Regions from separate parts of the Homo sapiens genome. Here region 2 is linked to region 1. A link is a contact called in ENCODE Hi-C or POLR2A ChIA-PET data. All regions are on one chromosome and are shown on one strand. The core of a region is the stretch at or near the end of the contact, and the rest is flanking DNA. Distances in the headings are between cores, read along the strand shown.

What was found. Hi-C counts contacts between places; a loop is a spot of excess contacts on that map. ChIA-PET counts read pairs that join two places held with the same protein, here RNA polymerase II (POLR2A). Pooled maps may share reads with other maps.
Region 2: a pooled map shows a loop between it and region 1 (2.4-fold over the local background). The contact joins two enhancer-like sites. A Hi-C loop is called at or near these places in 1 of 50 pooled maps. POLR2A ChIA-PET finds 5 or more read pairs at or near these places in 2 of 52 experiments (CD4-positive, alpha-beta memory T cell and Panc1).

What each region holds. Positions count from the first base shown.
Region 1 is chr11:72,830,058-72,833,254 of GRCh38, reverse strand. It overlaps a transcript of ATG16L2 not described here. Among named protein-coding and RNA genes, the nearest start is that of ATG16L2, 17 kb to the right of the region's middle. Within about 2 kb of position 1,619, at least 13 of the 41 ENCODE cell types and tissues checked have a DNase peak (open chromatin) inside an H3K27ac peak, as active enhancers do.
Region 2 is chr11:73,046,087-73,049,558 of GRCh38, reverse strand. The region is part of intron 3 of FCHSD2 (FCH and double SH3 domains 2); the gene reads left to right. Among named protein-coding and RNA genes, the nearest start is that of FCHSD2, 94 kb to the left of the region's middle. Within about 2 kb of position 1,423, at least 3 of the 41 ENCODE cell types and tissues checked have a DNase peak (open chromatin) inside an H3K27ac peak, as active enhancers do.

The DNA.
Region 1 (3,197 bases), core at 370-2,869:
TCTGATGGTGTCAGATCTCTCCAGAAACCACCTCTATTCAATTCAGCAAATGTGCTGCCCCAGGTAGTGTTCAGGTCTCTGGAGCCTTGTCACTGAGGGGCTTGCATCTGGTGGGAGACACTCAGCGCAACAGCAGACTGAAGCCAGGGACTGAGAGATGACCAAGGGGCAGTAGGAGCACAGGATAGGGGCATCTGTCATTTCTCCCTCCCTGGGGTCTCAGGCTCACTAAGGCCTGAGATTGGGCAGGGCAGGCAGAGGCCATGGTCCTCATGCCTACAGAACAGCTCTGCAGAAGAGCCATGTCACTTTTGGGGAGGCTTGGGGCAGGAAGTTTCACAGGTGGGGATATGAGCGCCTGGAAGTCACTGTGACCTGCCCAAGATCTCCCAGGAAGACAGAACTGGAGAACCTAGAACTAGGCCTCCAGAAGCCCTGGCCAGCCCCTTTGCAGAATCTGAATCCAGTTTTTAGAAAAGCAGGAATCAGAGGTCTGGGTTCTTATCCCAGCTCTGCTCTGTGACCCGAAGGAGCTGCCCCATCTCTGGGTCTCAGTTTTTATACCCATGAGTGCGGGCCACTCCAGATTTGACCTAGGCACCCGAATTCAGGCAGGCAGCCCCTGAGCACCAGAGTTCTGAAAACCTGGGCAGTGACTGCTGAGAGCCTGGAGGAGCTGTCAACATCTATTTTCACCTCTCTGCTGAACGGGACTGAAGAGGCTGGAGGGAGGAACAGCCTTCCCGCTGACATGCCCCTCTGAACTCCTCTGCTCAGTCTGTGAGCTCCTCTTCCTCCTGCCTACCTCATTCCCGGGAACTCCTTGGCCTGTTTCTGGCCTTACAGACTTGTTCCTCCAGGAAGCACCCCCTCCTACTGGGAGGGGGACCTCCAAGCAAGTTAAGGTGAACATGTGCTCCCTGAGAGAGGCAACTCCACCCGATGGCAGCAGCGTGTGTGGTAAGATTGACGCCCATAAAGTAGAAGGGAAGGTTTTGGGGGAGAGAAGGGCTCACTGTCCCAGAGATCAGTCAGACCATTTCCTGAGCACCTCCTCTGGGCTCTCTAAGCAGTCTCCACTACAACCCTGTGAAATGAGGGAGAAACGCAATGGCGCAGCTGGCCTCCCAAGATTCAAGTTCCCTCACTCCTGTGTCCCTGCATGTCCCTCACTTCAAGGGATACTAACCGTCCAGGCTCAGGACCCAGAATAGAAAAGGGTGAAGATGTAGGGAGGGAGTCAGGTTAGACACAAGGCTAGCATCACACCTCTACCCCCGTGGTAGCAGGCAGGGGGCACACACACCCTGGGGGAGGGGGCATGCCCCGCAGCCCTGCCTAACTGCGAGTCTGAACACGTTGCTTTAAAAAGAGTATGTGTAATGCAGCCACAGTCCAGCTGCAGGGCTTCTCTGAGCTCAGTTTTCTCACCTGGGAAACATGGTAGCTACATGGCAATGTAGTTGGGAGGAACAAATAATGCTGCAGAAAGGGTGCAGGGCAGGGCCTGGCACCTCCTAAGGGCTCAGTCACGGTGGCTACAGGAGTGTCGGTCTCCCCAGCCATGTGTCCCTGGAAACGGGAATGGCCTCAGTAGACTAGGCAGCTGGTGACCCCTGGTGGCTGCTGGGAGCCAGGGCATGAGGGCTGGGGCAGAGTAGAAGGCTGAGTATCGAAGAATGTTGGAGCCCAAGGCTCTTAGACCGTTAGACTGGCTGAGTCCTTGAATAAGAGAATTTTGTTGTTGTTGAGATGGAGTTTCACTCTCGTTGCCCAGGCTAGAGTGCAATGGCGCATTCTCAGCTCACTGCAACCTCCTCCTCCTGGGTTCCGTGATTCTCCTGCCTCAGCCTCCCAAGTAGCTGGGATTACAGGCATGTGCCACCATGCCCAACTAATTTTGTATTTTTAGTAGAGACAAGGTTTCACTATGTTGCTCAGGTTGGTCTTGAACTCTTGACCTCAGGTGATCTGCCCTCCTTGGCCTCCTAAAGTGCTGGGATTACAGGCGTGAGCCACCGCATCCAGCCTGAATAAGAGAATTTAACCACTTAATAAACATTTCCTGAGTCATTCTCTGTGCCAGGCCTGATCCCAGGAAATAATCTATTCCCATCCTGGCCTCTTCCAAGAGTTCCTTGACTTAAAATGGAGGAGGCAGATACAAAAGGGGAGCTCAGGGACAGAGGAGGCCTCTACCCAGCCTGGCAGGCGAAGGAAGGGGAATCCTGAAAGAAAAATTTGAACTGGGGGCTGGGAGGGAAGGAGAACATTCTGGGAAGAAAGAAAAGCATGTCTGAGATGCACTCATGATAGCAAGGAAATAGCCAGGCACGGTGGCATGCACCTATAGGCCCAGCTACTGGGGAGGCTAAGGCAGGAGGACCACTTGAGCACAGGAGTTTGAGACCAGCCTGGGCAACATAGTGAGACATCATCTCTAAATGAGTAAATGAATGAATGAATAGCAAGGAAATGAAGATGAAGCTGAGAGGCCAGCAGGGTCACATCCAAAGGGCTCCAGATTTCATGCTGGGGTTGCGGGTGGTCTCTGAAGGCAGCAGGGGAACTCCAAAGGATTGGACTTGTGAACACGACACCCTAGAAAGTCACCCTGTTGGGCCGAGCATGGTGCTGTGCACCTGTAATCCCAGCCCTTCGGGAAGACCAGGTGGGAGGATTGCTTAAACCCAGGGGTTTAAGGCTGCAGGAGTTTGAGGCTGCACTAAGGTTTTTTGTGTGTCTCAAAAGCAACAACAACAACAACAAAAGTCACTCTGGCCATAGTAAGGGAAAGGATTGGATGGGGAGACTGCAGGTCTAGAAGGTGGCCCACAGTGGCAGGAGGGTGGAGGAGTACTAGAACCAGCAGCACAAGGTCCCAGGGACATGGGGTGCAGGAGGAACGGGTCACTTGCAGGGGAGATGATGGCCAGGAGGCAGCTAGACCAAAAGTAGTGAGTGGTCTGGGAGTCAGCAGAGTGTAGGTGTTGCCATTTAACCAACACCGTCTCCACAGGCCTGTGCCCAGTCCTAGGTTGGTAAAGGAAGTTGGTTTGCCCCAACTCTGCCCTGTGGGCTCTGCCTTGTAAGCAAAGCCCCAGGCCCAGATCTGGCCCACAGCTGCCCTCCCCCAGGCACAGACACACAGAGGCCTTGCTCTGCCCCACCCTGGGCACTACCCCTGGAGGAAGAAC
Region 2 (3,472 bases), core at 174-2,673, 220 kb before region 1:
ATCCCTCCCCCCTCCCCCGACCCCACCACAGTCCCCAGAGTGTGATAAAAACAATTTTTATACTTCTTATCTCTTTCTAGTAGTCTACATCCCATTCCCAGTCTTTCCAATCATAAAAATTTGTAGTTTATTTAGTTCACACTTGAACGTCCTATGAAACTGTTTTAAACCTTTTACCTATCTTGTTTCTTGTCATTATTCTTAAGCCATTGATACAGAAATCAGAACCAAATTTAATATTGTTGTGGGTATGAGACAGTTTCTGTCATGTTTTAATTTTTTCCTTAAAGTTTTACTATGTACTTCATATATACTGGGCACTCAACTGTGTTATTATTACTTTAAATATGTGCTAAGTGGCATTATTTTTTAAACAGTGATATCACATTAAAGGTTCTTAATGAGCTCAAACTCAAAAACCACTACGTCTTTTTACATATCTTGCTATTAAATCAGATCTTCACCATCCTACGCTGAACCCATGGCAGGACTTTTTACTCCTTTGAGATTCTATTGTATTAGGTTTATTCCACTGTGTCAGTATGTTGAGAAGTTTTAGCATCTTGATTCTGTTATTTAAATATTTACTGTTCTTCATAGCTCTTTGTCATGTGAGAATTTGATAGCAATGAGTTACTCGATCAACATCTTGCTATGTTTGTGTGGTCGTTATTGAATCCAAGTGAAATTGTTCTGGGAATTTTTCTTAGAGTTTATGGTAGATTGAATTATTGCTCAGCAAATATTCATTCCCCACCCTTTCTCTTGAGGTGAACTATACATACATCCCTGTCTTACTGATTTTAGACTTGGTCATACGGCTTGCTTGGACTAGTAGAATGGAGATGGAATTGACTGTAAAGCCATTTCTAAAATGAGGCTTTAAGAGGCATGGCAAGTTATTTCCAGCTTTTTCGTACTTCCGGCACTTACTGTAAGAAGAACTTGCCCCAGGTAACTACTTCAGATGGGGTCCCAGAATGAAAGATATGTGAAGGATACCTGAACTTGACCCTGCAACCTGAAGCAGAGATGCTCTAGCCAACCTGCAGATTCATGAGCAGAAGTTAGCATTTATTGTTTTAATCCATTTCCACTTTTTGAGTTGTTACAGAGTATTGATTCAGCAATAGCTGGTCCATACACAGCTAACCAAGCCATTCTGTTTTGCAGGAATTATCTCTGAAATGCCTAGTACCTGTAAATAACAAGCCAGTACTAGACTATCATGAACCTTGGCTTAAGGGAGATCAGAGGTAACTTTTGGGTCCCATATGTGTGTCGGTACATGGCATGAGCTGAGGGATGCCGCTGAAGAAAGGAACTACAGTTGGCTAAACAGGATATACAGAAATATCCTGCTGCTCTAGCTATGCCTCAAATGCTTTGGGTCAGATTTTTACTTTTTGCAGTTTGATATGCTAACATTGTCAAGTTTTTCTATTACTTTCTGTTCTGTTTTCTTGTTCCTCCTGTATTTTTTTTTTAACTTCCTGCCTTTTTAGAAATAACTCATGTTTTCACAGTATGTACTACTTAAAGAAACAATATAGAATAAGACCATTAGAGTTCTAATTATGGCTCCACCATTTGTTAACATAATCACTCTACATAAATTACTTAAGCCATTTCCCCCTCTGCATATTGGGATTAATAAATAACTCACAGTTGTTGCTAAGCTTAAATGAGATAACAAAGTCATTAGCTCACCATCATTTGTATATACAGTCATTAGCAAATATTTACTGAGTAAATTCTGAGGGATACAGTGCTTTGCACATTATAAAAAAGTCAATACATTTTATAGCATTTTGATAGTCCTAGACCTAGAAAGTACTTGTTGGGGTCACATTGATGCCAAATGAAAGGAAAAGAGAAGGGGGTTCTAATCCCATTTCTGAAAGAAAGAGCATAAATATTTGCCGTTAGAAATCATGGAACAGTTTTTAGATGTGTTTTATGTTATTTGATAGGTTAATACTTTATTTCAGGATTTCTTTTTGCATTATCCTTGGCAGTGGCTAGGTACTGTCAATGACCAGTATTTTTTGTTCTATCTGGGGATGTGAATCCAAAACAAAGGATAGAATTGCTTGTGCTCTGTTTTTCTCTCAGTTAATTTTTTCAAAATATAATCCCAAGTACAAATCATGCTTTTGAGTATTATAGGGGATCATATTTTTTTCTTATAACCTTGAATAAGATGCAGTAAAAACAGTGAAGCTGACCACTTTTCTTCCCTATCATTTAGGTATGTAGCTTCTACCAGATATTTTGACATCCTGTTTCATAAGAATCTTTTTCTTTAATTAAAAAAAAAATGGTAGTTTTAACAATTCAAATAATATGGGTGGTACATGAAATATTTGCCTTTTTTTTTCAAATTTACAGTCATGTTTGGTATAAATCTTTTCCTTTTATGTGTACTCATTTAATATGTAGTTTTTCCTTTATAAAAAAGTAGAATTATATTCACATTTATTCTGCATCTTGTCTTTTATATTTAATAGTATTTTTTATCATTGATAAAAATATCATTGATATTTTCCCAAAGTGAATACAGAAAGACCTCATTTTATTGACAGCATCATAGTTCGTATTGTGGATATAAATTATTTAACATCCACATATTTTGATCTACATCCTATTGATTTAAGTTGTTTAAAGCAATACTGTGACTGGGCATGGTAGCTTACGATTGTAATCTCAAGATTTTGGGAGGCAGAGGTAGGAGGATCGTTTTTGGCCAGGAGTTCAAGACCAGCCTGGGCAACATGGTGAAATCCCTGTCTTAATCAATCAATCAATAAACAAACAAATACACATACTACAATAAATGTACTTATTTATCTTGTTATACTTGTGCTTTTATTTTAGCAGTTCTGAAAATGGCTTCCTTGTAAGCGAAGTCTATCTATATTTAAAATTTTAATAGATATTAGTAGGTAAAAACATTTTTAAAAACTTGATTACTAATAAAAATTTAAAATGCTACACCAATTTATATTTCTACCAATAATTTATAGTAATGTGGTGCATCCTATCTTACCAGGAGTGGATGCTGCCAGTCATTAAATTTTTGCCATCCTGGGCCAAAAATGATATCTAATTTTGTTTCCTTTCTATGAAAATTGGTATTCAGACATATTCCAATGTTTGTAGCTATTTACAATGCATTCTTGCTGTATTGGCCATTCATATCTTTTTTATTATTAATTGTTTTCTTTTTAAAATCAGTTCATAAGGCTTTTCAAAAATTCTTACAGAGGCTGGGGATGGTGGCTTGCACCTGTAATCCCAGTGCTTTGGGAGGCCAAGGTGGGAGAATTGCTTGAGCACAGGAATTCGATTGTAGCCTGGGCAAGATGGCAAGACCCCTGTCTTTACAAAACATTAAAAAATCAGCATGGCATCATGGTGTGTGTCTTTAGTCCCAGCTACTTCAGAGGCTGAGGCCACAGTATCCCTTGAG